Regions from separate parts of the Mus musculus genome. Here region 1 is linked to region 2. Evidence: chromatin loops called from intact Hi-C (ENCODE). Cell type or tissue: left cerebral cortex. All regions are shown on one strand. Each heading gives the region's core, and the rest is flanking DNA. Links, peaks and the distances in the headings are about the cores only. Region 1 has its middle 26 kb from the start of Gm42427. Region 2 has its middle 27 kb from the start of Gm35959.

Region 1 (15,580 bases), core at 2,947-10,946, 92 kb before region 2:
CTCAAATACATGCCTCTAAGTGAAAGAAGAAAACCTGCAAAGGTTTTGTTGTATATGATCCCTGTTGACATTCTGAGAAAATCCCCGTTCTGGAAAAGGCAACACCATGGAGACAGTAAAAAGAAGTATGTCCAGGGATTAGGGAGGAGGGAGTGGACAGGTGGAACACAGCAGGCTTTTGGAGAAGGGAAGGTATTTTATGCAATGTAGCATCCATGGACACGTAGCACTAAATATCCCTTAAAACCTAAAGAAGCTACACCCCCAAGGGTGAGCTCTAATGACCACTATAGAGTCTGAGTGAGGTGAGCTTACCTGTCAGGCTTGTTGGTAGGTAGCAGTGTGGTGGGTTAGGGAATAGCAGTGGTTATAGAGGTGAGGCTCATGGAAAGTAGAAGACAGACGGGACTCTTAATAGTTCGTGTTCAATGTTGACATGAAGCTCAGACTAAACAGCCTTTTTAAAAAAATCATAGATAGGGGGAAAAATCACTTAGCATCCTGACTGTGTACACTTACAAGATCATTCAACAGTGTGACTTGTGGTGAGGTCTCTGTGGATACCAGAGTTGGCTAAGTAACAATCCCTGTGAGGCAAGAAGGAAATCCAGTTCAGCATGAGTCAGTAACTGGTGTTGGTTCAAACTCCTAGAGTCTGATACCAGACAGTTTATTGTAGGCATATTTAAGTATAGTACAATTGTACAAAAAAAAAAAAAAGTTTTCTGGTGTAATGTAACCCCATGTGTACAAGAAAGCATAATTACAGTGAGACTCTTCTCAAAGTACACGTCACTTTTTCCATGAAGACTGGTTCTACAGATAGGTTGCATGTGTTATCTTAAGGACCTAGGGGAGGATTTGGTATGGTCTCAGTCATACAGACAATACAAAGGTCATTTAGCCTATCATCTATCTCCAGTCCTAGTTGTGGGAGTTTTGAGGAGCCAGGTTATGGCCTGGCCCCACAGATAGCACAGGGGTTACCTAGACTATTAGCCAACTCCATTCTCAGCCTTCTGGGCGGAAAACAGGTTATACATCTTTTCCTTTGAAAAGACAACCCTGTGTGTTCGACATTGTGGTTTCCCTGGTGATATCTGTGATTACAAGGACCTTTGTACTTCTAACAGTGACCAATATTCTTGGTGGTTTTGTAAGATTTCCTTTTTTGTATAATTTTAAATGCAGTTCCTTCTTCCATTAAACAACACATTTAAACATTTTTTCTATGCCAAAAAAGATTTCCCTGTGTTTAAAAACAGCAGCATGGAACTGTATGCTATGGAGGCTCTCTAATTTATCTGAACATCTCACATTTTAAAAGGCACTACAGTTTGTGCTTTTATGAGCATAAGTGCTCTTTTTGAGCACTATGAAAAACATCCCTTGTCCTCAGAATTGATTCTTAACCACAATAAAGGGACAACTTTATATTGGATGCTTAATAATGGTTTGTGACTGAACCAACTGTCTTGCAGATGTTGCCTCAATTGATGCTCAGAGGCCCTAAATTCTCCGTTGTTATCATTAGTCCCACTTTTTCAGATGAAGTCACAGACACTTGGAGATCTTGATTTCCCGAGGGCATTGGTAAAAAGTCGAAGCTTTAACTAAATTTAAGATGACCTGATTTTAAAACTTGAGCTGCTACTCTGCACCATTAGATATATTGAGTTCGCTTATAGATCTTTAATTTTTAAAAACTTTTCTGCAAATAGCTCTTCAGGAGAGTCATAATCATTTATTGTCACTCTCAAAAATATAAGCATTATACTTTCTTTTTATCTGCCCCCTCCACTACCTTCCCTTTCCCATCTTTCTCATCTGTCTCCCTTCCCTCTCTTTAAACCCAACTGCCCCTTCTTCTGCTTTTGTGACACACATATTTCAATAACCTCTCCTTTGCTCCTCCCTGCCCCGATTAACAGAAGACCTGGAGCTGTCAAACTGCTAGGGGGAAAAAGGCACCCTTGAAGATGCACACAGAAAAGGGTCTATTTGAAAGGGATTCCAATAAGCCAGAGAGCAAAGCTAAGACTTGACAAATGGGATTTCATGAGATTTAAACACACAGCAAAGCAAGAAATCAACATACTGAAGAGGAAGCCTACAGAATTGGAGAGTCTTTGCCAGCCATACATCTGACAGGTTTATCTCTAAAGTCTAGAAAAGTTGTTCAAAAATTAAATGCTAATGAGAATGAAAGGAAAGAAGAAACCTTTATACACTGCTGGTAGGAATGTAAAATAGTGTAACTGTTATGGAAATCAGTATGGAGATTCCTCAAAAATTTTTTTTGAGTTACCATAGCTCTAGCTAAACAATTAAGGGTATATGCCTGAAGAACCTCAAGTCAACACAGCACAGAGATACTTGCACACTCACAATATTATTGCAGTTTTCACACTAGCTAAGATACAGAACCAGGGGTCCCATCCATAAATGGTTAGGCAAAGAAGACATTGTACAAACACATAGTGGAATTTTTTCCAGCTACAGAAAGTGATATGTTTTTATTTGCAGGAAAATGGAGAAGACTTAAACAGTGTTATGCTAAGTGAAACAAGCCAGACTCAGACAAATAATGTCTATCTCCTCTCACATGCAGGATCTAGATTTAAATATGTACGCATGTATACACACGTGAATGTATATGGCTAGAACATAAGGTGCACAGATGACTATGTGACGGGAGGAGCTGGTCAGTTGCTTTAAACCACCAAACATTTATGTGTAGTAAAACATTATTCAGATCCAAGGGTGTGAGCTATATCTCCCTTCCCAGAAACCTATGAAGTCACCAGTCACAGCAGACTCAGGCCTTAGCTATGCTGGCTGTCACCTTTCAAATGGTAGATGGTAGGTAACAAAGAGGTCATTTCTAGATGCCCTGAAGGAGGAGCCTGGTCCACAGCTGACCAGCATCTCAGAGACCTGCCCCCACCAAGGGCTTCTCTTTTGAAGTGCCACCTGGCAAACCCTATTGGTCCCTAGGCCCCACTTTCAATGCTCTTAAGATCCTGCATTCTCATCTCCCCCATAACTATGCTACCCCTGGTTTTCTAATGTGTTTATAGATTCCTTGTAGAGTACAAGGGCGTAGATTAGTAGTTCTCAACCTTCCCAATGCTGGGACCCTTTAATACAGTTCCTTGATCCCAACCATAAAATTATTTTAATTGCTACTTCATAATTTTGCTACTACTATGAATCTTACTGTAAATGCCTATATTTTCTGATGGTCTTAAGCAGCCCCCATGAAAGAGTCAGTAGACTCCAAAGGGCTTGCGACCCCCAGGTTGAGAACCACCCATGCAGATCATTCACTAGGCCTTTCAGATCTTGACTTTTAGGGGCCTGGAGATAGGAAACATGAGTTGTGAGAATACTCTAGGCTTTCCTGCCAGCCTGTGGAGTTCTCTAGACCTCCAGCCCCAGCAGGGCTCCCTCATAAACATAGATAGGGGAAAGCAGTCTGGAGATTTCACCACTTATACCCAGACCAATACAAAAGCAGTGGCTGCCTTCTTTCCCGAGGACTTCTAGGTATGCTCAACTGCCCAGAGAGCCCAAACAGCTGCTCTCATGATGGTTTGAGTCGTTGCTTTACCAAGGGCTCTACAGTTCTCACAGATGCTGAGGGCATCAGTGGAGATGCCACCTGCTGTCTTCAGTTCCTAATATCAGGCGGTAGAGGTGAACATGGGGAGGATACGTGCTGTAAACAAGCCCGTTCCACCAACCTGCTTTTCAGCAACTCAGCTTACATCATCACTCGCTGCATCCACTGGGGGCACATTTCCCCTGTCACTATGAGTTGCACGTACCCCTTTTAAAAGGTCCTAGCCAACCCAGATGGCTCTCTGTCTTATTCATTCTCTATGTCTCTCAGACTCTCTGTCCATCTGTCTCTATCGCTCATGTCCCCACTCTGAGATGGCATTTTTCTCCCCACGCCGCAATAAACCTCTTGGGTTAGATCCATTGTGAGGCATGACCAGCACCATAACTCGGCCCTGGACCTGCTGAAGGTACCCCATCTGCTTTATCCCAAGAGTGCATCTGGAGGAAAATCAGGCCTCATGTTTCTCCATCTTCCGTCTCATGAAGTTGTTCCACTATAGGCTTGAACTAAAAACCCACCTTTTTTATTGTCATTCTCTTTTATGTGTCTTTAAAAAAAATTATTTTTTCACTATGTACAGTGTTCTGTCTGCATGTATGCCTGGAGACCAGAAGAGGGCACTAGATCTCATTATAGATGGTTATGAACCCCCATGCCATGCTTCTAGCTTTTATGTGTCACCTTGTGTGACTAGTTGTCATATTTTAGACTGTAGGAGTCTTGCTTAGTCTCCTGCTGGAGAGGACAGGCTAGATTGTACAGTTGTTACTTGGAAGGAAAAACTGCCAGACAACACGAGTGTTGGTTCTTCTCGGGAACAGCCAGAGCTCATTATTTCTAAGTGTGTCCCATCTGTAGTGATGCTTGAGAAAGTCAGCAGTCCAGGAGTTTTCCTGAGGAGACGTTGCTTCAGTCTGGGCTCGGTTTATGCTTCCATTCACAGGAGCTGGCCCCTTCTTAATCACTATTTTGTGGTTCATACCACTCCCATCTTGTAATGTTGCTTCTGACCTTGAAGGGAGCAATGTCACCACCCTATACAGTCTGCCACTGGCATCAGGCAAACTGACATCATCTCTACCAAATCTGCATGATTTTAGGGACTTCCTTATCCTCTCTGGACCCTAGAGATAGAAACCTGAGATAAGTTTGTCCTTGGGTTGCAGATGAACACCGTGTGTGGTTAACAGCCCCGTGCCCTCGCAGTGGGTCACACAGAAAGAAGTCTTTTCTTCACCATGCAAGTCTCTGAATAGCGAGCTGATGCTTAAAAACACTCATAGGAGCGGAGGGGTCTACAACCTTCCACTTGGGTCTGATGGTCCTGTCTGCTCTATGGACAGAGCCATGGGCTAAATGGCCAGCATAGTCCTCAGTAGCACAGATAGATTGTAGATAGAGTTCACGGGCTAATGATGCTATGCTTTCTGAAGCCAGAGCACCTGAGCTCTATTCCTCCCGTGCCACTGATCATATCATGTCACTAGGCACTTTCAGCTTTTTTTTTTGGAACTCTGTTTCATCTATAAAAAGGAAGTGATTCTGACAGGACCTCCCTGAGAAAGGACGAGTGTGGAAGGAACAGTCTCACAGACCCACACTACTATAGCAGAGTGCAGATACAATTACAGCACTCTACAAATGCAAAGCAATGTTGTCTCCTGGGACCTCAGGGGCCATCCTGGCCGTGCAATGAGATCACGGGATGGGGCTCTTTGCTAATCATAAGTGGCTAGTTAAAATGAGAGCTTCCTGTCATTGGAACAACAGAAAGGGAACAGAAAGGATCTGAGATGAAGTCTGAGGACTGGGAAGATGCAAGGCCGAGGCTGAGATTTTAGTTCCCGGTTAGGAGCCACTTCAGCACTATAATACTGACTCAGCTTCCCAACAGGAGTTTGGAAGTGCGGGGGAGGGGCAGGATTATCTTGTAGCCTAATTAGTAGGAAGTTATAGGTCCTCTGCAAAGTGGAGGCAAAGACTACTTTAGGATCACTCCTCTGTGTTAAACTGACAGAACTAAATACTTCCATTTTAATTAGGAAGTGTCAGGGATTTAATCTATGGTGACAGCAGGGTGCTCTCCCTCAGGGTGGTGAGGAGACACCAGCCTGGAGTCCATAGGTCAGAGGCCTGCATCTGAGTGAGCCTCTGCCACCAGGATGAGAGTGATCTAGGATGGACCATCTCATCTTTCCAGGTCTTTTTAAAAAATAGATTATTTGGGGATTTCACATAACACATCACATCATTCTCACTTCTCTGTCCTCCCATGTCTGCCCCCAGCCACGTGGCCTCCCCCCCCACCCCCCAGAAAAGATTAAAAAAAAAAAGTCCAAACAAACAAGTCCAATTTATGCTGCCCATATACTCACTGGAGCACAGTCAACCTCCCAGTGGCCATCTTCCTACAGAAAAGTGCTAAGTAAATCCTTACCACAATTTTTAAGTTTCCTTCTATAGATTCTTGCCTAGGTTGTCAGGTTTTTTTCAGGAGGATGAGGATGAGGCTTGTCACAGAGTCCTTCCATGTCTCTCTTTTTTTCACCTGTGGAGTCGGCAGTCATTGATAGCTCTTGAGAAGCAGCTTCCTTGTCCTGTACAGTGAGTAGGAGCACAGATCATGGACTTCCCCATGGTATCTTTCTACTCTCAAAGGAGAAAACAATCAAGCCTGTTCAGTCCACTAACTAACATAATCAATACAAATTGGATCCAGGAAGTATTGGGTTGGACATTGTTGCTCTCCGAGGGCCCCACTTTCCAAGAGAGTGTTTTTCTCTTTGTTTATTATTTTCCACAAGTCTTTCAGATAACACAGAGAAATAAATATACATTGTTCCATAGTGAGTTTCAGAAATATTTATTTATTTATTTATTTATTTATTTATTTATTTATTTATTTATTTATTGAGACAAGGTCTCACTGTGTTTCTCAGGCTGTTTTCAAACCCCTGGCCTCAAGCCACCCTCTTTGTTTGGCCTGGCAGATAGCAGAGAGTATAGGGATTATAGTAGACTACTTACTACTGCAGCCAGCTCAATTATAGCAGTTTCTTTTCTCTAAGACTTATTTATTTTTATGTTATGTATATAAGCATTTTGCCTGCATGTAAGCTGCACACAGGCCTGGTGCCTCAGGAGACCAGAAGAGGGCACCAGATCTCCTAGAACTGGAGTTACAAGTAACCAAAGTTAGCCTTGAACTCTTCATTCCCCTGACTCTTCCTCCCACATGCTAGGATTACACGTGGATTGACAGGGCGCTTCTGCAGTAGCCAAGGCCTACAGTGGAGGGCAGGGCCTAATGTACCTTCAGGCATTCCAGAGTGCAGCTTGCCTGGCATTGGCTGTGCACAGCCGCTGCCTCCACTCACAGAACCTTCGCATACATACATACTGCCTGCTTTTGCTGTTGAATGATTCCTCCTGATAGCTGCCTCCCTTGGTCTTTCCTAAGGGGTCCCTGGTGGTATTTAGCGTTGGTAGGTTCCAAGTCATTGATTATGCTCAGGATAAATGAATGTTTTTTGAACTATGAGACATGCTCCGCGTCATCAGAGTATGAAATCAATTTAGCACATTAAGACCAGCATCAAGAAACCTACAAACAGAACATATTCAAGTAAATTCAAGTATTCTATCTAGGTTTACTTTTAGATATAACCATTCATTTCTCAGGGTTGCAATGAAATTTATTTCTTATTATGGATGCAGTCAACATTCTTGGAAAATGCTGCTTTTAGTACAGTCATAGGGCCTGGGTCCAATTTCCTAGCTCCTCGTGTTAAGCGTAACCATAGTATTTCTAGTTAGTGTGAGGAACGTTTCCAGCTGCAGATGAAGTATCTAGGGAACTGTTGTTGCCTTCCTGGTTAGAGGACAGGCATGGGTTAGCATGCCATCTGCCTCTTCTTTGTTTCATCTTTAACGTGAGTGTGATGCTTTGAGATGCAGCAACCACCTTGAGACCAACAGGGACACTGTCAGCTCTGTAACCAGTGTGGCCAGACAGCCATGAAACTTCTCCCTGTGTGAGACACGCTGTCCCGACTGACTGCTTGCTAAAAACTGCAGGAGTTTCCTCAGCTACCACATGCAGCTGTGCAAGAGTTCAGCCTTAAATGCCATTTTTTCACAGGGTGTAGCCCACTGTGTTTAGCCCGGCCACTTACTCTCCCTGTGTCTGGAGGTTCTTCCTGTCGTGACTCTGTATCTACAGCCACAGTGACATATTTTATTCATCGGTGTCACGCCACATCATTCCCCAAGGCAGTAAGAGCTCTGCAGATAAATACTTGTTAGGTGAATTTGACAAAACAGGCAAGACAGGCCATTTGTATCTTAGACTGGAAGACAGGAGAGCAAAGAAATATTACTCAGTAGCATCCTTGTGTCTCACTACATCACTTAAACGGGCAGCCATGCTGAAGGTGGGTGCTATTTCTACTAAGCTTATGAGGGAAGAAGCCTCAGATAGGTGGGGTGCTTGACCTACATTCTTCACTGGGGTAGATGTGACAGTGCTGGTCATCAGACTCGGGTCTTTTTGATTTTAAAGCCCAGCTTGTTTCACTGCCTTCAGCAAGCACCCTTCCAGAAAAACAAAACAAAACAAAACAAAACAAAACAAAACAAAACAAAACGACTTGCTTTTGAGAAAAGACCAAGCTCTTATTTTCTGAGTTACTACTTAGAAAGGATGTCCAGGACTTCAGAAAGCCTCCAAGAGAGTGTAAATTGGGGGACATATTTCCCTGAGAGCTCTACCGTCAGTGATTGTCGGGATGAAAGCTGGTGGCTTCTAGGAGTCCAGGGGTTGGGAAGGAGCCAGGGAATTGGTTCATCCCTTTCTCTTTGATTATTTCTCTTTTCTGAAGTATGTGCCATGGCTTCACTTGGCTTGCTGTCTAAAAACACAGAGTTCACTGGGTATCTCAAGTTATACCCACTGAAGTCATTTAATTTTTGCTATTTAATAATTAATCATTTATATTTAACATATATTTAATAACTATGTAATTATTAAGTGGGGAGCTGGGTGGAGGCAAGTGAAATTTGCATTACCATAGAACAGCAAGCTGGGGGAATCTTCAGGTTAGCTAACTAGCTAAGGTTGTGGGAGCTTCTATGCTTGCTGCAGAGAGAGAGCAGAAGTTTAATATAGCCAGGAAGCCCTCCAGTACTCTCCAGTTTTGCTTCTTCAGAATCTGTTTTTTCCCCTAGCCTCCTTTCTCTCCTCCTCCTCTTCCTTTTCCTCCTTGTCTTCTTTGTTTGTTTTGTTTTTTTGTTTTTCTTTTTTTGAGACAGGGTTTCTCTGTGTAGCCCTGGCTGTCCTGGAACTCACTCTGTAGACCAGGCTGGCCCTGATCTCAGAGATCTGCTTGCCTCTGCCTCCTGAATGCTGGGACTGAAAGTGTGCATTACCACCACAGCCTGGCTTTCCCTCCCCCCAAGCCCCATCTTCATCCAGAGCTCTTGCTTAGCACTTACTCTTTTCCATCCTGAGCAGGTTTTCCTCAGAGACATGCCACATGAGAGAGACTTCATGAATCTACTCTTAAGCTTCCTACCAAAGCTCTTGCATTTAACATGTTAACATTTCCCCATTTTTGTTAATAGCCTATATCAAGGGTACACACTGATTGATAGGTACCATTGAGGGCCTGACTTACCTTGGGTGGGGCAAGGAACTTCTACCTGTGTCAATTCATTTTGATGCCCTAAAAGCTGAGTTGAAACTTCATCAATTTTTTTTAATAATTAAAAAATGTTAATAGTGAGAAGAAAAAAATTGCATAATGAAGCGGGGAGCTAGAGGGATGGTTCAGTAGTTCAGAGCACTGGCTCTTCTTGTAGAGGACCAGTGTTTGGTTCCTAGTACTGACATTAGGCTGATAACTCCAAGTCCTGGAAATCTGCCATCCTCTTCTGCCTCTGTAGATATCCAAGTACATGTGCTTTTGCATATACACTCATATACACAAAAAATAATAAAAACAAATCTTTTTAAGGCTACTTTTAAAAGTGTCACTTTATGACAGTATTAAGTGATATGAAAGAAACGAAAAGCATCTACTACACATAGGACATCTATTAAAATATTTAAACATACTGCTAAAGCCAGGTCTCCTGTTTCAAAGCTAGCAAGAGTTAGTAGGCCAATCATGCATCCCAGGGCTGCTGAGAGTGTGGGCTCGGGGCATACCCAGACCCTTGCTGCTTGTGTAAGGTATGTAGGCAGCTACCACCTTGTAAGTCAGAACTTACTTGTAGAAGGAATTCCAGATTTAGGGAAGGACCTCAAGGAAATAATCAAAAAAAAAAAAAAAAAAAAAAAAAAAAAAAAAAAAAAAGACCAGAGTAAAGGAACTTTTCAAACAAATTATGATCTGGCTGTACATGGAATTCTATACAGCTATTGAAAATACTTATTGGCATAGATGAATGTCCACCACAAAATTTGTTGTAAAATACAAGGAACATTCTATAAGCCAGCATACATGATAGATTCCTGTTGTGATATATTTATATGTGAACACCTCCACCTATGCATGTATTACCAGTAACAGTTTGGAGAAACAGACTTTAAGCTAGATGGTGAAGCTGTAAGTATTCCTCTCACTGTCTCTACAATTCTTTCTTTTCTTTTTAAATGTGTGTGTGTGTGCGCGCGTGCATGCGTGCAGGCGAGTATAGTGCTTGTGGAGTCCAGAAGTGGGCATCAGTTCCCCTGAAACTGGAGTTACAAATGGTTATGTGCCACCTAATATGGGTGCTCAGAACAACTTGGGTCCTTGGGTCCTCTGGAAGATCAATAGATACTTCTAACCATGAAGCTATCTATCTCTCTATTTACCCTACTTTTAAAAAATGGTCTTAGGTATTTATCTATACTAAATCACTATTACTTGAGGATCTGAACTAATAATACCTTTAAACTGTCTGAAATTTGCTTGAGCTAGAAAGAGCTCACTCTCTCCCCAGTTCATCCTCAGCATGAAGACAGCAGTGCTGAGCATAGTCTGCCCATGAACTGGAAGTCCTTTATAGCAAGCAGCACCAGGCTTTTGTGGCGCCCATCCTCCCCAGGCCGGCCATAGCATCTATTGGACCAGAGCTTCATCAGCCCTATTGGACACATCCTGCAGTGTCAAAAGAGAAGTCAAAGAGAGAGTCCACTTAAAAAATACTAACATCACCTAAGTTTATGATATTCTGCTCTCCATTTAATGATTCCTTAGAGAGAAAAAAGACACTTCAACTGTATAAGCAGAATAACGGGAACAATCCATTCCTAATCCAATTCTAAAACTAACATGTTGCAAAGACCATCTATGGAGAATTTGGATCATGCGAAAGTCAGAAATGTAAACTGACCGGAAAATACAAGGGATGGAAAGCCACTTAACTGGGCATGTGTTTGTTGGAGAACGGTTAATGTGTGCTGGGGGAAGTTCTCACACAGACTTTTATACAGGGTTGTCCGAATGTCTAGCCCACTCTGGAAGCAGGTAGACCCTGTGAAAGCTTGGCTCTAACCTCAGCGGCTTGAGAGAAGGACTTTCTGCAAAATGGCAGGGGCAGGGGAGGAGGCTTTGCAGGGACACCGTGCAGAAGAAATGAGGGACTGGATTACAGGAGCCTTGCGTGGTGGCTGTAGTAGAAGTCTAGTAAGTACTGGCTTAAACATCATGACTAACCCTGCAAGACAAAGCTAGGAGACAAGTGATGAGAGGTACTGGGAAGATGTTTACCTCAGAGAAGAGTTGGATGTTTTGTGAGAGGTGCTTCAACAGTGGAACTTCCACCAGCTCAAAGCTTAAGTAGTCTCTAAGCTTATGTTTGTGGGCAAAATGAATCACACAGCAAGGGAAAGGAGGCCATATTTTTGTACTTTTCAATTCAAGGTGGTAGTATGGCCTTGACTCTCAGATATCTCTCGAAGGCCTGGTCCCCAGTTGGTGCTGTTGTTGGGAATGTGGATCTTTGTGGGAGGTGTGTTGTACTTGGAGATGCACGGTATTTTGGAGGCAGGCCCTTGAAAGTGACTGTGAAACTCATATGCCTTTTCCTCTTAGTTTTAGCTCTCTGATTGTTAGGTAAGCAGCCTTGCTTTGCCTCATGTTCCTGCCATCAGGAGCTGCTTCACTACAGGCCCAAAGCAATAGGGAAAATTGACCATGGATTGGGATATGTAAACTTGAAGCTAAGAAAACCTTTGCATTCTGGACTGAGGTATCCTCTGTAAAAGTAGCCAGCTGAGCACTCTGGGTGGAACCTGAACTGCTTTGGTTTTATTTCATCTTACCAAAGCTTTAGCAACCCAGCCTTCTGCTCAGCTCATTCTGGTGTTCAGCATGGGGTTCACAGACCATAGTCTTTCTTTGGTCTCATAGAAATGTTTGTCCTCCACTATGGCCCGTGAGCAAGGCCAGCTTGACCCTGGAGTCACTCCTGGAGCACGGCAGATTTGAAGAGGGTTCATCATGTGCTCGACAATGAGAAACAAAATCAGATAAAAGTTTGGCTTTCCACATGGTGTCAGCGCTGAAGTAAATGGACCAAGTCTGGGGTCAGGATCCTCTTTTTGGAGTTCTCAAGGGATATTGGAAGGCACAGGACTTCAGAGCAGTCTGGAGTCGACACTGCCATAGTATGGCTCCAGGTCTGCATGAGCCCATTGCATTCCATGCAGACAACCCACTAGCCTCCTTGATCCCTTGGCACTGCACTGGGTACCCACACCAACAGTATCTTAGCTTCTCTGGTCCTTAGGCTGGTGTGGATGTCCCCAGCAGTTTCCATACAGGGCCTCCTTTTCCCAACCCTTCTCTTGTAGAACATAGCTGATGGCACAGGGCAAGACTGTAGAAAGGGGTTCAAGGTCCTGCTCTGTCTCCTGTGTGGTGGGCACACATTACTCTTCCTTTCCAGATTGCGTTCCTAGCTGTAGGATGGGGACGACAGCATGCACTCCGTAAGGGGATGAAGATGTAGCAGCTGAGAACCACACTGTGCCTTCACACAAACCTCCAACAGCTATCAGGTATCAGTCCTTTGGGAGGTCAGCAGCCTGCCTTTCTTAACACATTGACCTAATCATAGTACTTGAAAGTGTCCAAAGTAGCTTCTTCACTTATCCTCTGTATACGTGAACTTAACATCCCACAGGAGCTCGCCTCTGTCCAGCCTCTGAGCGGAATCAGGGGCAGAATCCTCAGCCAGGCACTAAGAGCTCTCAAGCCCTGTCTCCATATAGAGTCCCTGCCACCTCCAACCAGAACTGCCTTCCTCTCTGTGGTTTCAGTAGTGGCTGGCTCTCAACACACATACACATACACACACACACACACACACACACACACACACACACACACACAGCGTGTGTTTATGTGTGTATAGGGGCCAAGGCTGTGCTGTAGACATACTGTGTGCTCTTCCCTCTTCAGTGACAACTACCTTGCCCTTCCTCCCCTTACCCTCAGCCCTAATCTAACAAGGCATCTTAAATTTAAGTGCACGTCCCTCACAGTGGCTCTTTTTAAATTCTTGCAAGCAGTACTGTTGGTCTCTATCAGGAGCTGAGGGACAAGGGATGCAGCACCATCTAAGGTGGTCTCCTGTGATCAGTGTCTGCAGACAGGGACAAGAGTGTCTCGTTGTCAGGTGTGCATTTAGCTGCCACTTCCCTTACCCACTAGACAAGATCCACTCACAACCACACAGCAGCACTTGTTCATTTTCGTGCCTCAAAGTAACTGGGACAGTAATGCCTACGAGCTTTCCTGTCTGCATTGCACTGGCCTTGTTAACTCGCTAGAACAGCATCTCTGACTTTCCCAGTATGTACGTTCCTGTGATGACAGGACCCTCATGAACTCCTTGGTTTCCTCATTGCTAGATGAGGTTGTATGTTCAAAGCAAAACTCTACCAACTGATGCTCACTCTTCTCTTCCGGTAACGACATCTCAAGAGCAGCCTCACCGGCCGGCAGAAGACCCCATCCCTCACTACCTTGCTCATGTTTAATCAGTCATGTCTTGTTTGTTCACCAGCCCCTAGGAACTCACCGTTCCCCATCCTTGAAACAAACATTTGAGAATCACTGAAACCTTCTCACCATGCCGATTTCTCCTGAGTAACTCACACCTCCCTCATCACTGACACTCCTTCCCTCACTAGGTGTTTTACAAGAAAACACTCTAAATCAGTGGGTCTCAACCTGTGGGGCCCAACCCCTTTGGAGGGGGGGGGGTCAAGTGACCTTTTCACGGGGGTCACCTAAGACCACTGGAAAACATAGCTATTTATATTACAATTCAGAACACTAGCAAAAATTATAGTTCTGAAGTAGCAACAAAAATAATTTTATGGTTGTAGTTACCACAACATGAAGAACTGAATTAAACTGTATAAAGGGTTGTAACATTTTGAAGGCTGAGAACCACTGCTCTAAAACACCCTGGATGTCTGAGGCATTTAATGAATACCACATACCACACTGAACTGTACCACAGGACTATTTTCGACAACCACTGGCATGGCATCCTTGGCTTCTGAGATATTTTTTTACCGCTTTCTTGGCTCATTAACATTCTACTTCTTGCTGTGCCCTGCGCACCCCCTCCCCCCCCCCCCCCCCCCCGTGTGTGTGTGTGTGTGTGTGTATGTGTGTTTGTAGGTCAGCGATCAACTTGTGTGAGTTGTTTCACTTCTTCCACAGTGTGGAGTCTGGGGATTGAATTCATATTGTCAGGCTTCGCAGCAAGTGCGTTTACCCGCTGAGCCATCTTGCTGGCTCCTTATATGTAAACTCTTACACATTCTTTCCTGACATAAAGGGCAAGAAATACCTGCTCACTAAGTCTGTGAACAAATCAGACTTTAATGTTCATCTCCAGGGCATGAGGGGTGTCAGCTCTGAAATACAGGGAGTAACGGCCCTTCCTGTTTCCTCTACTGACTCACGGTAAACAGGGACTCTACTGTCCACAGGGAGTGTTGCCGCAGCCGGAGTATCAGAGGGGTCTGACGCTCATCTCCTTTTCCTAATGTTGCCACAGACCTGCCTATCAGAGGCTGAGAACACAGGTGTTTCCGAATTTCTTTCTCTTTCATTAGAGTCTTGAGTATTCTAAGCCAATCAGCCATATTCCTTTTCACAGGCATCCTGGGCCTCAGGACCTTGACTCTGCTACTCTGGGGTGCTGTGCAATATACATGGCTAGGGATAGCTACCAGCTTCTCGGGGTTCCAAGGGTGCGAAGTGGACAGACTCGAAGGTGACTTACAGTATGATGGGCATAGACTTGAAAATGGCATATTAACCTCTAGACTCACAGTGAGAGGCCATGAAGCTTGGCTGCAGTCCTGTACACAGCATGCAGGAAGGCCAGAGTCTGGCAGGCAACTAGCAGTATTTGGTGAAAATTCTTTTCCTCTCTCTTCACCCCTTTTTAGAAAGCTCTGGGAAACTGCTACCAGATGACCTTAAGCACACAGCACAGGGAAAGATCAGCCTGACACCACGACGTGAACTGTGCTATCCTTGGTCTGCCATACATACTCGACCAATGTCCAGTTGTGTCCAGCAGGCAGAGACCTTGCTGTCTCCTGCTATCCCTTGCTCTGGGCAGTTCCTGACAGAGGAAACAACTAAGAAATCACTGTGGGAAAAACACTTAGAGCTGAGGCATATGAAAATAAAGTACTTTAAGGCAATCTTGTGAACTCATCTCTGCTGAGCTAGCAGAGGTGGCAGGGCAGGTGGCACAGAGTGGGTGAGGCAGATGCTGAGAAGCTGATTCAAGCATACTTTTTTCAAATGCTGGCACAAGACCACAGGGAGCCAAGATACATTCATCAATAGCATTTGGTACTTTGACCTGTAGGAAAAGCTAAAATGGGTCTGATGTACCGTGCACCATACTAAGACTATTTAAAAACCA
Region 2 (15,580 bases), core at 4,004-12,003:
GAGTCATTGCTTCAATTTACATTAAGTGGCTTTTGGCTATGCAAAGATCCAATTACATTAAAAGCTAGATACCAATTGGTATAGGAAAACAATTATCTAGACGTGGCCATGACATTAAAAAGAACAAATGTCTGACTGAGAGTTTGCCAAGATTCCCATTGAGTTAATTCTGACTGCCAAAGAATCATGGAGGGGAGAGGGGAGTAGACATAAAGAAAATAAGAAATATAGATAGCCTTGGCTAAACAATATATCTTCAGATTACAAGAACAGAGGACATCTCTCTTTGTTTTGCTTTTAAACTAGAATGCTCAACATTAGAAGAAAACATTAAGTAAACCACTTATACCATCCATTGCAATAACATTTACATACATGGTAACAGCAGATGGTGCCCCCAGCTGTCGCCTCTCACTAGGCAGCACTCTATCAGTGACCACTGTTAACAGATTAGTGAGAATTTTGCCAAAATAGTGTCCTTAAAGAGATCCTGTTCATGGTATGGAATACGTGACATCACATCTAATCAACTCTTTCCATCCCATATCTCACGATGCCTACTTGATAACTTAGTGACTAGCTTAGTGCCAGTAGGTTAAATACTAGAATTGTGGTTGGCACGAAATGTAGTCACACTGAGACAGCAGACAGTAGCAATAACAACAGCAGCAGCAGCAGCAACAACAACAGCAACAACAAAACAGGATAGAATTCTATGAGCATGTAGAGGGTGCAGTGAAGGCAGGTGCTAGCCAGGAAGATGGGGAGTGTTGGCAACAAAGGCTGGTGGTCCCCAGCCTTGGGAGTCTATTCTCTCTGCTCTTATGTTTCCACGCTCACCCTATTTGTCCTAACCTCTATTGAATCTTTCTTTCAAAGATTAACAGGCATCTTAGACAGGGCTTCTGTTGCTGTAATAAACACTGTGACCCAAAGGTACCTTGGGAAGGAAAGGGCTTATTTCACCTCAACTTCCATATTACATCAAAGGAAGCCAAAGCAGAAACACAAGGAAGGAACCTAGAGGCAGGAACTGAAGCTGAGGCTATGGGGGGTGGGGTGGGGGGTGCTGCGTACTGCCCTGTTCTTCCTGGCTAGCTCAGACTTTTTCCTTATATAGGACCCAGGACAACCAACCAGTCCAGGAGCAGCACTGTCCCGCAGTGGGTTGAGCCCTCCCACATCAACCAGGGCAGCCATCAAGGAGGTCAATTATAGGCCAATCTGATGGAGGCATTTTCTCAATTGAGATTCTCCCTTTCCAAATGACTCTAGCTCGTGTCAAGCCAACATAAGACTTATCAGCACAGCAGGGAACTATGCTGTATGCCATTTGATGGCTTGTCTTTATTTTACTGTCTCTAGTGGCTTTTGGTGTCTGGCATTGCCTGCCACCATTGAGCCTTCTTTGTGTTGCTGGCTGTTTATTAAAGCACTTCTAGTTCTTGAATGTCCCTGACCATTCTTGTTCTGAGTTCCATACTGGCTCCTCCAGTTAACTCTGGTTGTTGCCAATGACTCTGCTTTTGTCTTGTTCTTCTTTGCTCTGAACTTTCTGGTTCTTGGATACTTGATTCACTTCTAGAATGTCAACAGTAATCATTAGGGAGGAGACTTGGAAATTCTATTGATGTTTAGAGACACAAACAAGTATAGGAATCTGGCCCTGGCTTTCTTTTTGGTTTTGATCATTCAGTTCCCACTGCCTCCTAGATTTGTCCTGTTTGTGCTTCAAGTTTAGCACAAACTGGCAACTGCTCATTGTCAGCTCATCTGGAAACATGCCTCTGCATGTCTATGAGGTGCTTTCATCTCTGAAACAGAGACTCAGAGGACAGAGGATTCACTCTGAAAGTGGCCAACAACATTCCATGGACTGGGGGCCTGGACTTGGGCTGAATACAAAGAGAAGTCTGCTTCCAGACTTGGGGTGCTGTGTGACTAGCTGCCCCACACTCCTGCCTTCCCTGCTGTAAACACTACCTTCAAGCTCTGAACTAAAATAAACCCTTTCTCCCAACAGAAAGAAAAGCCAACACACATGAAAACCATACTCTCTTTCCCCAAGTCTTTCTTTAAGGCCTTGATTCTCTCTACCTCACAGAGAAATTTTTTACTCCATGTTTCAAAACTTATCTTCAGCATGGCTTTCATTCAGAAGTCTTCTTTAAGCTGGGTCTGGCTCCCCTCTGCTGTTTCCTAGAAACAGGTTCACAGAACTCATCGATTTGTAGATAACTGGCTTGTGTTCTTATCTGGACTGTGTATTTTCAGACGAGAAGGACTATGTTTTGATCTCCGTACCCCCATGGATATGTACAGATGGATAGGCTTTGGCTTCTTAAGGATTGAAAACAGGCCCACAGAGCTATGGAAACGAAGCAAACATAGTACAAGTTATGGGGACTGTCAAGGGGTCACACTGTGTAAATATTCAAGTCCCCTAATTATTGATCTTGTTTGAGGCTTCCTTTGGTGGGGTTCAAGTGGAGAAGGAAGGTTATGAAGTAGGTAGCTTGAGTGGTTCTCTGTTGTGATAGATTAGGTTTTATAATTTTTTCTACAGTACATGTCTCTTCCTGTAATGTATCTGATTTTAATCACTTGCATTCCCAATTATGCATAGGTATAAGATGGTCAATGGGAGATTTCTCCTAAAATAATGTACGCCCAAAACCAGTTTAGGCTAGATTAGATCTTTTATTCTTCATAACTGGAAACGTTAGGAATATACTGGAATAGAAACTGTCTAAATTTTATTGTTACCAGGAGTGAGGAAGCATATAGTATTGTTTAGAGACAGGAGTATGTGGACCTATGCACGTAGTAATTGAGAGGATTCTGAGATTGGTAAGGGCATTCTTTGGAGAGGGATGTGTGCACATAGTGCCTGCAGGTAGAGGACCTGGGCTGTCAAGTGCATTGCTGCAAGAAGAGTGTGTGTATAACCTCAAACCCAATTGGGGTCCCAAGAAGACTGTCTCTGATGCTCGCCTGCCTCACAGGGGTTTGCAAAGTGCTTACACACAGTAAGTGCTGAATAAGTACTGGAATGCTTTTCCTCCTTGTTTGTTTGTTTTTGTTTTGTGTGTGTGTGTAGCTTATTATGTCTTTTCTATTAAGAGACTTAGTTTTGCTGTGCTAACTGCAAGGCTGGCCTCAAACTCCTGGGTTGAAGAATTTTCCTGCCTCAACTTTGCAGTTGCTGCTGTGGTGATTCGAGTAGGTGTGGCCCTCAGAGACTCGTGTTTGTATGCTTGGCCCATAGAGAGTGACACTAGTAGGAGGTGTGGCTTTATTGGAGTAGGTGTGGCCTTATTGGAAGAAGTATGTCACTTGGAGGCAGGCTTTGAATCATATGTGCTCAAGCTACGCCCAGTGACACAATCTTCCTTCAGCTGCCTCAGATCGAGTTGTAGAGCTCCATTGCCATGTCTGCCTGTGTGCCGCCATGCTTCCCACCATGATGGTAATGGACTAAACCTCTGAACTGTAAGCCGGCCCAAAATAAATGTTTTCTTTTATAAGAATTTCTGTGGTCATGGTGTCTCTTCACAGCAATGAAACCCTAGCTAAGGCTTGCAGATGGTATAATATCCCCTCATTTAAAAATATTTAATGGAAGACTTTAATGTTTAGAGTTTGTGTGTGTGTGCGTGCATGCATGTATTTGGGGGTCAGAGGACAAGTTGGTTCTCACCTTTCTTCAAATGGGTCCTAGGGATTAAACTCAGGCCCTCAGGCTGGGGAAGAATGCTTAAAAATACGTGCTGTGCCATCTTGTCAGACCGTTCAGGTTGTTTTGCTTTCTGTTTTGTTTTTGTTTTTGTTTTTAGTGATGGTGAGACCATATCAACTTTATGTGCCTAAGCCTGACTCTTCTTCTTTCCTCCAGATTCCTGTCTTTCCTTCACAGTAGCACATGATGCTTATCAGGGTTAGCACAGTCTAACCTAAGCAGGAGTCTGGAATTCTTTGGCCTGCCATTCTCTACCGCAGGGTTCGGTCACCCATCCATCTGCCCACACACAGCACAAACATCAGAAGCACCTTGATTTCTCTTTTTATTATACTCCACATCGTTTTAGTTACAGTGTCTATTGCTGTGAAGAGACACGTGGTCACAGAAACTCTTAGAAAAATAAAGCGTTTAATTGTTCACCATGGTCTTCCCCCACCCCCACAATGGCAACATCTGGAATAGTTCCTGGAATATAGTAAATCTTTTTGAGTATTTGCTAAGTGAATAAGTTATTCTCAGTACTGAAGGTGATGATTCACTCTTGCCTTCACACATAAGCCTCTTATGTGGAGTCAGCAAGCCCTTTGGGGTCAGCCTTGTACTTATTCCATTAACATTTACCGAGGGCAAACTGTCTTACAGCGCTCATCACTGGCTGCTTACTTCCCACAAGTGCTGTACCCAACCAGATAAGTGATATGGGCATGAGCTCTGTAAGCTTTAAGGCAGCACACAGATGTCACTTGCCTCCCAGCACGGTGACACTAATTAAGGTGGTTTCTATGGTCAGTTTCAATGGGAGACTCCAACTAATCTTCATGCTTCCAGAATCTCTCTAGATAATAAATTCTGCACTCGGATGCACATTTAATCTTAACGCATTGCAGCAATTATGTTCCTTTTCTTTTTAAAAAAACAAAACATCAACTGCCTTCCAAGTTCTGTCCAAATAGTCCACAAACTCCTTGGCTTGCATCTAAGACCCTCTTCAACCTGGCTGCCTCTTCACTGCCTCCACTGTTCCCCATCAAAAGCCCTTGATTTCCCATCAAACACATGTCCCACTCACCTTTCCCAGAGCATTCTTGACGTCCCTCTTCTGTACTCCATGAATGCTCTTTCTATAATTGATTTTTCTCCTGCATCCCTTCATGTGCACGCAACAGACAGAAAACTACCATCCCTGAATTTCTCCATTTCTTGATTGAGAAATTGGTCTGTTTGAGAAAGGGTCTCATTGTAGCTAAAGCTAGCCTTGAACCCATGGTCTTGTCTCCATCTCCTGAGTGTTGTGACTGCAGGTGAGAGTCATCTGTCAGGCTCTGAGATTTTCCCACATTGAGGTGATCTTTCTGAACTCCATGTTAAAAATATTTCTTTTCTACTGAAGAAACAGTCTTCTCCCTCTTTCGTTTCCTTAGACAAGGAAGACAGGAAAGAGGTGTGAGTGTCATGTTTGTTTGTGTCCATGTCCTCTTTCACCATTCTGAGTCAGAGGGTAGAGCCACCCTGGCATCTGTTTGTCTTCCCTTTATAATAGGCCGTATGGCTCTCTCTCTGGGATCTCCTGACCGACAATATATATTCATGGCTAGCTTGCCATTGTGATGGGAATCTAGAATCACCTAGGGCATAAACCTCTAGCAGCACAATGAGAGAGATTCTACACTGGTTTAGTTGAAGTGACAATATCCTCTCTAAATGTGTGAATGGCACCTTTCCATGAGCTGGGGTCCTGTACTGAATGACAATGAGAAAGGAATTAGAGCACGAGCTTTCCTGTGTCCACTTCCTGGCGGACGTAGGACCAGCTTCTTCACACTGTGGCCACCAGGGCTTCCCTGCCACCCAGCAGGGGAGGGGCTGGATGAGAGTACTCCAACGCCACGCCCCTTTTCTGTGTCTTGTACTTCCCACAGTTGGTAATTGTGATTCATTCATCTTTGCCTCCTTTCTACAGCTAGAATGTAAGGTGTCTGATGAGGCGTTCTTCTTGCCTCCTTGTGTTTCACAGTAGTGTCAGAGTCTAGCACATTGCAGGTGTTTAGTGAATACAAGCTATTCTAGTAAGAGTTTGTTATTTGCAACTGTAAAGAGAGACCCAAAGATCAGGGACCATGTACTGGATGTATGGGTCATTAACCTTGGAGAAGCATGCCGTGAGAATTACAGCACACAGTTACCAGATTTCAGAAAGGTTGTTAAACAGCTCTGACTTCTCATTTGGCACAGTTTGTCTCAGAGGTCCATGAAAATCTAATGTAGAGTGTTCTGATAGTTGAATGACTATGGATGTACAATAAACCATTGAAATGCATGAGTGGGTGAAATATAACATATGTGGATAATATAATAAAAATACAGATAAAGAATAAAAAATAGTCTGAAATAAGCATTTCAGGAGGAAAAAAAAAGACTGAAGAGTACCATTTCAGTGATGCCCAGTTTTAGCTGTCAACTTGACACACCTTGGAGGAGGGAACCCCAACTGAGAAATTGCCTCCATGAGATTGACCCGTGGGCATCTCTGTGAAAACATTTTCTTGATTGCTAATTGATACAGGAGGGTCCAGCCTACTGTGGATGTTTCCATTCCTGGGAAGACAGGGCTAGGCTATATAAGAAGGGTACTTGAGTGTGACCCCGGAAGCAAAGCAGTAAGCTAAGCAGCACTTCTCCATGGTGTCTGCTTCAGATCCTGATTGAGTTTCTGCCCTGACTTCTTCCAGCGATGGATTCTGACCTGGAAGTGTAAGTCAAATAAATTCTTTCCTCCCCTAAATTGCTTTTGATCAGAATGCTTTATCATAGCAACAGAGAAAATAAACTAGAATAATCCCTCAACAACACATATTCCCATATTCAAACTATTTATTTATTTAAAATATTAACTCTGTTTACTTGTTTATTTGTGGTATGTGTTTGGGAGGTCATGCTCTGGTGTGGGTGTAGAGCTCAGGGGGCAACTTTTCAACTTTTGAGAGTTGTTTCTCTCCCTCTACCATGTGACTGAGCTTGAGCTGTCAAGCTTGGTAGCAAGCACCATTTCTTCGCAAGCCATTTTGCCAGTCCTCAAAACGTATTTGTCTTCTGTGTTAGGTAGGAGTGGTCAGGATCAGGGACACAATAAGGAATACATAGTCCCTGATCTCAAACCTTTGTTTCTTTCTCCACTGAACAATAACAGAGAATGGGGAAGCAGGGGCGAAGACCAGGGCAAGTTTCCAGCCAAATCTGAAATAGTCCCAGAAAGGCATAAAATAGTCCCAGAAGTCTCAGTATTTAAACATTAAAAACGCTGTATCAAGAGAACACAGAAAACATCTCCATAGGTATCAGAGTGCCCTTCCTTTAAAGAGAAACCAGAGCATAGCTCCCATCAATCAGTAGGTTTTCAGTGTGTTTTTTTTTTTTTTTTTTTTTGAAGTGGGAGGTGTAAGATGCCGATGCCAAGAGCCCAAGGAACATTCTCCATTTAGAAATTGCAGTAGGCCAGTTATCCAACACTGTGCCAAAGCCTGCTTCTAGCCCAGGAGAATGTGGACAATGGAGGCAAGCACTGGAATACACGAGTTAGAAAAACTGGGTTAAACACTCTTGCCCCGCTCCTCCCAGCTCTGATGTCACTGTCGCCTCCTCCAGTACCATCACTCCCCACCATATCTGTTGGAGACAAAAGCCCATATTTCATGGTATTATAGATTGAATCAGCCACTGTGAAGTCCTCTATCATCTAGGATACAGACTAATGCTAGCCAGTAACTATGTGATTATTGATAAAACTGGCTATGTATCATCTAAGGAACAATATTGTCATGAGGAATAAACAATGCATGTGTAAGAGTTATAAATGGGGCTGGAGAGATGGCTCAGCACTTACGAGCACTGACTGCTCTTCCAGAGGTCCTGAGTTCAATTTCCAGTAACCACATGGTGGCTTACAACCATCTGTAATGGGATCCAATGCCCTCTTCTGGTGTGTCTGAAGACAGCAACAATGTACTCACACATACAATAAATAAACAGATCTTTTAAAAAAAGTTATAATTGTTTGTGTCTCCTTCACATTTCATGTTGAAAGTTAATCCCCACTCAATGTCACTAAAAGCTGTGGCCTGTCTGTGGGAGGTGATCAGCCCCCTTTTCTAATACAAGGTCTCTGGGTGAAAGGAGTCACTTTCCTGCCATTCTGCTCTTTGATGTGAGGACACAGCATCTGCTTCTTCTGGAGGATGCAGAGGGCAGCCCTCACAGACACCACTTCATTGTCACCCTGACCTTGACTGTCCTGCCCTCTAGAGGCATGCTAAATAAATGTGCATTGTTGATAAATTACCCAGCTTGTAGTATTTTGTTACAGAAGTACAAATGGTCTAGGGCACACTCACACACACACACACACACACACACACACACACACACACACACACACACACACGGAGGGGGAAGGGAAGGCACTTAAACATGTAGGGTTTAAATAAGTAATTATTAATAGGTACAAGGTGTATCTTGCTATAAAACTCCTCTGCCTCTTATTTTACTAGCAATTTTCAACAAGATATATATGAAAAGAATCTGTGCTGTAAGTAAGGATGTCCTAGACTTTCCGATCAATATTTATGGTGTCAGCCTTTAGCTATTGCTGATACCCAGTGCTAACAAAACAGGATGGATGGATGGATGGATGCTGGTAGTAACAATATAACTCTCTTTAGTTAGAAATTTGTTTTAGGCCTTGAAGGGATCTTGTGCTGGTTAGTTTTTCTTTTTCTTTTTTCTTTTCCTCCCTCCCTCCCTCCCTCCCTCCCTCCCTCCCTCCCTTCCTTCTTCCTTCCTTCCTTCCTTCCTCCCTCCCCTTCCTTTCCACCCTTCCTCCCTTCCTTTCCTCCCTTCTTCCCTCCTCCTCCCCCTCTTCTTCTTCTTCTTCTTCTTCTTCTTCTTCTTCTTCTTCTCTCTCTCTCTCTCTCTCTCTCTCTCTCTCTCTCTCTCTCTCTCCTTTTTGCCAATATTCAACATAAACTAGAAGCTTGTGAAAAAAGGAAACTCAGTTGAGAAAATGGCTCTATCACGTTGCCTGTAGCAAGTCTGTAGAGGCATAGTTTTGATTAATGATTGATACAGGAAGGCCCAGCTCAGTGTGGGAGGTCCCACCAATAGGTGAGTGGTCCTGGTTGTATAAGAAAGCAGGCTCAGCAAGTCGTGGAGAGCAAGCAAGTAAGCAGCATCTGCCCTTGATCTCTGCTTTAGTTCCCGCCTTCAGATTCTGCTCAGATTTTCCTTCATGATGCACTACTATCTGGAAGTTAAGATAAACCTTTTCCTCCTCAAGTTGCTTTGGTCATGGTCTTTATCCCAAGATCAGAATCAAACTAAGGCAGATCCCTATGATGAAAAAGATCAGAGGTAGACAAGTGTGAATGGAAGGATTTGAATAGCTGTGTCAGCTATTTCCCAACAGGTATTTTACAAAATGGGCTACCTGTATTGTTTCTTAGTAGCCAGAGACACCTCCCCACAAAACAAGATCCTATATAACCAGAGATGCAAGGAGAGAGAGAGAGAAAGAGAGAGAGAGAGAGAGAGAGAGAGAGAGAGAGAGAGAGAGAGAGAGAGAGAGAGAGAGAGAGAGAGAGATCCTCTTGCCAATGCCTCCCATCCTAAACACAATGACACAATGATACGGAGTAGTTTGCCAGAAAGTATCAACGACCTGCCAAGGAACCAGATCATGGAAAAGACCCTGGCAACTCAGAATGAAGAGAATGTGGCCAGTGTGACATCATGGATCTATAAACGGCACAGGCTGTTTTTGGCAGTGTGTGGGTGAGTTGTCAATTGCATCAGCTTTGCTATTATTGCTCTTGACAATACACAATTAGTTATCTTGGTTCCAGCAGACTGCATAGCATTCTCATATTCACTTTGTAGTGATTATGGTATGTTAGAAGCCCTGTACTGTTGAAATAACTCACTGAAAGATGGAGCAGTGGGTAGGTTTCAGAATAAACTAGTTCCTGGTCATTACTTCTGATGGCTCATCTTGGTTGTCATCTTGACATACCTGGGAAGAAGAAATGTAAAGCTGAAGGATTGTCTCTGTTAGATTGGCCTGTGCGCATGTCTGTGGGAGTGTTTTCTTGATAATAATTGATGTGGGGGAGGGCCCAGGCCATGTGAGTGGCACCATTGCTAGGCAAGCTGGGCCTGGCTGTGTATAAAAGCTTGTAGAGAGTGCCTCTGGTAAGCAGTATTCCATGATGCTCTGTTTCAGTTCCTGCCTCCAGTTCCTGCTTGAGGCCCTCCCCCAGCATCTCTCAGCAATGGACTGTAACCTAAAAACTGAAATAAACCCTTTCCCCCTCCCCCAAGCAGCTTTTGGTCAAAATGCTTTATCATAGTGACAGAGAAGCAAACCATAACAAGAATAAATTAATTCTTGTTTACTAGTTAGCCTTAAAATGGCTGATAATAAATGGAAGCTTAACTCACCACTGAGTAAACTCTTTTAGATTCCTTGCTGATATATCACAAAAAAACCTGGTAGCCTGTTTAGGTCATGAAATTTAGACACTACAGCTAGTGAAAAGAAATGAAGGAGAGATTGCAGAAATGTATGCCCTTTCCAAGGGAAAGAAGACTAAGCAGGCAGTAGGAACTGAATAGTAGAAGTAGTGTCTGTGATCCAATTCCTGGGTAGTTTAAGTGAGAATCTTTCCTTTAAGTCTGTGTTCTAGTACATTTTATGCTACTATAACAGAATACCTTGGGCTGGGTCATTTATAAAGAACAGAAATGCATTGGCTCATAGTTCTGAAGATTGAGTAGCCCACTATCTGAGTGCTAACCTCTAGCAAGGATGTTGGTGCCACACCAATGGCAAAGCTCACCCTTGTGAGACAGTATATGCTGACATGCATCTATCAGTTCAAGCGAATACAGCCCTCATGGTTTAGGTACCTTTCATTAAGGTACCTCCCAGCTCAGTCACATTAGGGATTAAGTTTCCAATACACTGATTCTGGGAATACACATTCAAACAACAGCAGCGTATTAGTCAGAGTTCTCCAGAAAAACAGGACCATAGATCTATAGATACCAATGCCTATGATTTTACAGATATCTATCATACACCTGCCTGTCAACCTGCCTGCTTGCCCTCCTGCCTGATTATTCAGTCATCTATCTATTTAGTTTCTTTTGTGCAATGCTCGGGGAGGATTAGCAGCCACAACTGTACAGGCCAAATATAGTATAGTCCACCAGATTAGACGCCAAGAGAGTTGCCTTGAGGTCAAAGGCTATCTGCTGGCAGAATTCTGTTCTGTTTGTCAAAGATCAGACAGCTGATTGGGTGAGGCTCAGCCATATTACAGACAGCGACTACTGTATCCAAAATCTATTCATACAAATATTAATCTCATCTAGAAAGCAGCTTCATGGAAACATAATGGGATAATGTTTGATGGAACATTTGGGCACAGTGGCCAGATGGATACTTTATTAACCATTGTATAAAGTTATGTGAAACATTAAGGTAGTGGTTGTTGATGCTGTTATTTATATCTGAGAGAAAGTGGCTAAGATAACCAAATAACTGAGGGTACAAACTCAATCATCTCCCTCCCTCCCTCCCTCCCTCCCTCCCTCCCTCCCTCCCTCCCTCCCTCCCTCCCTCCCTCCCTCCCTCCCTTTCTCTCTCTGTCCAGAATGTAGGGAGTAGGCAGAATCGGGCCTTTCATAGGAGACACAGTGAACGGCAGAGTGACTGGCACCATCGTAGCTTGTTGTCGTCTGACCTCAGCTGATCCAGAGCAGGCCCAGCCTCTCTTTTCTGTCACGATTCCCAGTTCTCCACAATGTTTGCCACATATTTCTCTCATTTCCCTGCAGCCCCAGCTTTGCCTAGTCTGCCTTACCTACCAGTATGGAGAGATACAAGACCTCCAGATCTGTAGCATCATCCTCCAAACTTGTGCCTGTGTGTTCTTTCTTTATGCCCATTGCGTTGAGTTGGTTTCTGGACCTTACCAAGGCCAGCTCTCCTGCTTGCAGACTTAGTTCCATCTTTTCTATCTTTTCATCTCTGTAGAAGTCATGGTATCTTAATTAAATTTATTTGAGCAGTTAGACATTTAGTCTCCATGTCTGTCATGCTAGGCTCATGCCAGTTAAGTCTGATTATTGCTATGATTTTTTTCAAATCAGGCAGAGTTAAAAAAAAAGAAATAATTGTATGTGTGTGTGTGCATGAGTGTGCATGTGTGTGTGAGTGTGTGTGTGTGTATGTGTGTGTGTAAAATTTGACACTGACATTTGCACTGCTAAAGTAGCTGTGATGACAGAAAGAAAGCAAGTATACAAACTGCAGACTATTTATTGGTTAAAAACCAATTAAAGAAGCTAGAGAAAGCATCCAAGGAGCTGAAGGGGTCTGCAACCCTATAGGTGGAACAACAATATGAACTAACCAGTACCCCGGAGCTCGTGTCTCTAGCTGCATATGTAGCATAAGATGGCCTAGTCGGCCATCATTGGGAAGAGAGGCCCCTTGGTCTTACAAACTTTATATGCCCCAATACAGGGGAATGCCAGGGCCAAGAAGCAGGAGTGGGTGGGTAGGGGAGCAGGACAGGGGGAGGGTATAGGGAACTTTCGGGATAGCATTTGAAATGTGTATAAAGAAAATATCTAATATAAAGAAAGAAAGAAAGAAAGAAAGAAAGAAAGAAAGAAAGAAAGAAAGAAAGAAAGAAAGAAAGAAAGGAAAAAAAACAATTAAAGCATAAAGTACTTGTTGGTAATAAAACAGATATCTTTGCTGTCCATATTAACATCCTTATATGTGAAGCCCAGGAGTTCAGGGCAACCAGAAGCAAGCACACAGCCATCCTGTTTCAAAGGCACAAGGCAGACAGCATCTACGCTGTGTGATGATGAGATTTTCCTTTGCCATCCTCTTGCCCCACTGCTGGGCCTACTGACTTGTGCATTTTTACTGTTGTAGTTTTGTAGGAGACTCTTGCCTATGGAAGGAGTAGCACGATTATGACGTAGTTTTGATTCCATCACTTAAAACCTTCTCTCTTGCCCCTTTGCATTTAATGTCTCCAATCTGCAATCTCAGGAATGTATAGCTCTACTTCCTCCTGGTGTAGATTAATACTGATGTTCTGCTGGGAAGGCACATGCTGTTTATTTGAATGTTTTCACGTGGTACCTGAGATTTCATTCCTGGCTTCTTTCCCTCAATGTAGTGTTTTTGAGATCCATCCATTGTGTTCCACACAGCAGAAATTTGTTCCCCAATGGTAGTCCTTGTACCAGCCAATTCGAACAACAAAGGAAACAACCAAGAGAACACTAAGGACATTACACCTTATTTACCCTGTACATTTATGTATGTATACCCATTGCAAGAAAACTGTAAGCCACAACCTGCTTACCTAACAACACAGTGGGTTGTTTCCAATAGTTGATTATTGTGTATAAAATTGCTATACATTTTCAGGCATGTAAACTTATTTTAAATTCCTTTTATTGTATCTATACTTCTTTGCTGAACAGAGAGATGGAGTGTAAATTTATGAGAAAATGCTGAGCTGCTTTTCATAGCAATATTGCTTCGTGGCTTCACCAATATGCATTATTGCAAGCCTATTTAATTTTATCCATTCTATTAGATGTAGAGTTATGCTTTATTTTGGTTATAATTGACATTTGGTGAGTTAATTGCCTGTTCATGTATCTTTATTGTGAAGTATTTAAATCTTTGGCCACATTTTAAATGTGTACTTACTATCTTGTTGTTGAGGTATAGAGTCCTTCTTGTGTTTTGAAGAAAAATACTATGCCGGCTATGTATGTTGAGATTCTTTTCAAGTTTGTAGTCTGTTTTTGGTGTGTATGTGCAGGTGTATGGCGTACCTACACGTGTGCATGTATGTTCACATATTTAGGGTCTCGTAGGTGTGTGCGTGGTTGTGTGTACACATGCATATATAAGCCAAAGGTGATGCTGGGTGTCTTCTCCATCCTCTATATTAAGGAAAAGTCTCTCACTTGAAACCAGAACTCACCCATTTGGTTAGTTTAGTCAGCCAGCTTGCTGGTGGGATCCAGTCCCTGCCTCCCTGGCTATGGAATTATACAGTTGTCTCACCCATCCAGGGCTTATGTGGTGCTGGGGATTCAAACTCTGCTTTAAAGAGCAAGTATTACATTTTGATGAAAATCCGACTAGTCCATTTTTGTTTCACAGTGTGTCTTTTTTGTGTTCTAATCTAAGAAATCTTTGACAAGCTTCAGGGCTATAAGAACCATGTTAATGCTTTCTCAGGAAAAGAAAAAAAACATTCATAGGCCTTTTAAAATAGAAAGCTTAAAAACTGTTGATGTTTTATAGTTAGTCTTGTCTTTGAGTCTCATAAAGTATGACTACTTTTATTGTATGATAGGAACTAAAAATGCAGTTAAAGTTTTCTGGGCACAGGTACTTCTGTTGCCAAATTCATTCACTAAAATGGCTATCTCGAAAATCTTGTCATTTTTTTTCCACCAAGTTAATAAGCCATATATGTTTTTTTTTTTTTAGACATGTAAATTTTTCTTTATTCTGAGGTGTTTAAATTCTTTTTTTTTTCCATTTTTTATTAGGTATTTCGCTCATTTACATTTGCAATGCTATACCAAAAGTCCCCCATAGCCACCCACCCCCTCTCCCCTACCCACCCACTCCCCTTTTATGGCCCTGGCGTTCCCCAGTACTGGGGCATATAAAGTTTGCGTGTCCAATGGGCCTCTCTTTCCAGTGATGGCCGACTAGGCCATCTTTTGATGCATATGCAGCTAGAGTCAAGAGCTCCGGGGTACTGGTTAGTTCATAATGTTGTTCCACCTATAGGGTTGCAGATCCCTTTAGCTTCTTTGGTACTTTCTCTAGCTCCTTCATTGGGGGCCATGTGATCCATCCAATAGCCGACTGTGAGCATCCACTTCTATGTTTGCTAGGCCCAGGCATACTCTGACAAGAGACAGCTATATCAGGGTCCTTTCAGCATAATCTTGCTAGTGTATGCAATGGTGTCAGCATTTGGAAGCTGATTATGGGATGGATCCCCGGATATGCTAGTGTCTACATGGTCCATCCTTTTATCTCAGCTCCAAACTTTGTCTCTGTAACTCCTTCCAAGGGTGTTTTGATCCCACTTCTAAGGAGGGGCATAGTGTTCACACTTCAGTCTTCATTTTTCTTGAGTTTCATGTGTTTAGGAAATTGTATCTTATATCTTGGGTATCTTAGGTTTTGGGCCATATATGTTTTTATCTTTGTCTAAACTCCCTACTCTCCTACCTTGATGCATTTGTCTTTGTAGCCATGTCACACTGTCTTGGTTGCAGGTAGCTTTGAAGTATGTTTAAAAATCAAATGATAAATAAATAATTATAGCCATTAGTGACAAATACTAAATACCAAAAAACTTATACAACATTGGTTGGTTTATTTTTTCATTTTTTTTGTAATTTTGTAATTTTTGGATATTTTGTGAATCTTTACATGTTCTATCTGTTGACTCTCTTGTGTTTTGTGAATCTTTACATGTTCTGTCTGTTGACTCTCTTGTGTTTTATGAATCTTTACATGTTCTGTCTGTTGACTCTCTTGTGTTTTGTGAATCTTTACAAAACTCCTGCTGGGATTCTGATTAGATAGAGCTGACATCTTCACAGCATTCCTTTATGCAGTGGGTGAATGGCATTCTTTTTAATTTGGTTTTTTACCTCTTTAATTGGTTTTTGAATGAAACAGTTTTAATTTAAGCATGGACAATTTTTAAAAAA

The links. Peaks named below come from ENCODE experiments on the same cell type or tissue, not always from the same donor. Only the 100,000 strongest peaks of a DNase experiment are listed, where the experiment ranks them.
Region 1: a loop joins it to region 2, with 2.6 times the contacts of the local background. A loop is called at or near these places in 19 of 42 quality-filtered maps.

What each region holds. Positions count from the first base shown.
Region 1 is chr5:44,159,268-44,174,847 of GRCm38, forward strand. No RefSeq gene overlaps it. Among named protein-coding and RNA genes, the nearest start is that of Gm42427, 26 kb to the left of the region's middle. In left cerebral cortex, for the core only: CTCF peaks have their summits at 4,246 (motif pointing right) and 6,752 (motif pointing right); a DNase peak (open chromatin) is centred at 6,750.
Region 2 is chr5:44,250,348-44,265,927 of GRCm38, forward strand. No RefSeq gene overlaps it. Among named protein-coding and RNA genes, the nearest start is that of Gm35959, 27 kb to the left of the region's middle. In left cerebral cortex, for the core only: a CTCF peak has its summit at 7,708 (motif pointing left); DNase peaks (open chromatin) are centred at 5,637, 6,910, 7,289 and 9,568; H3K27ac peaks cover 454 bases.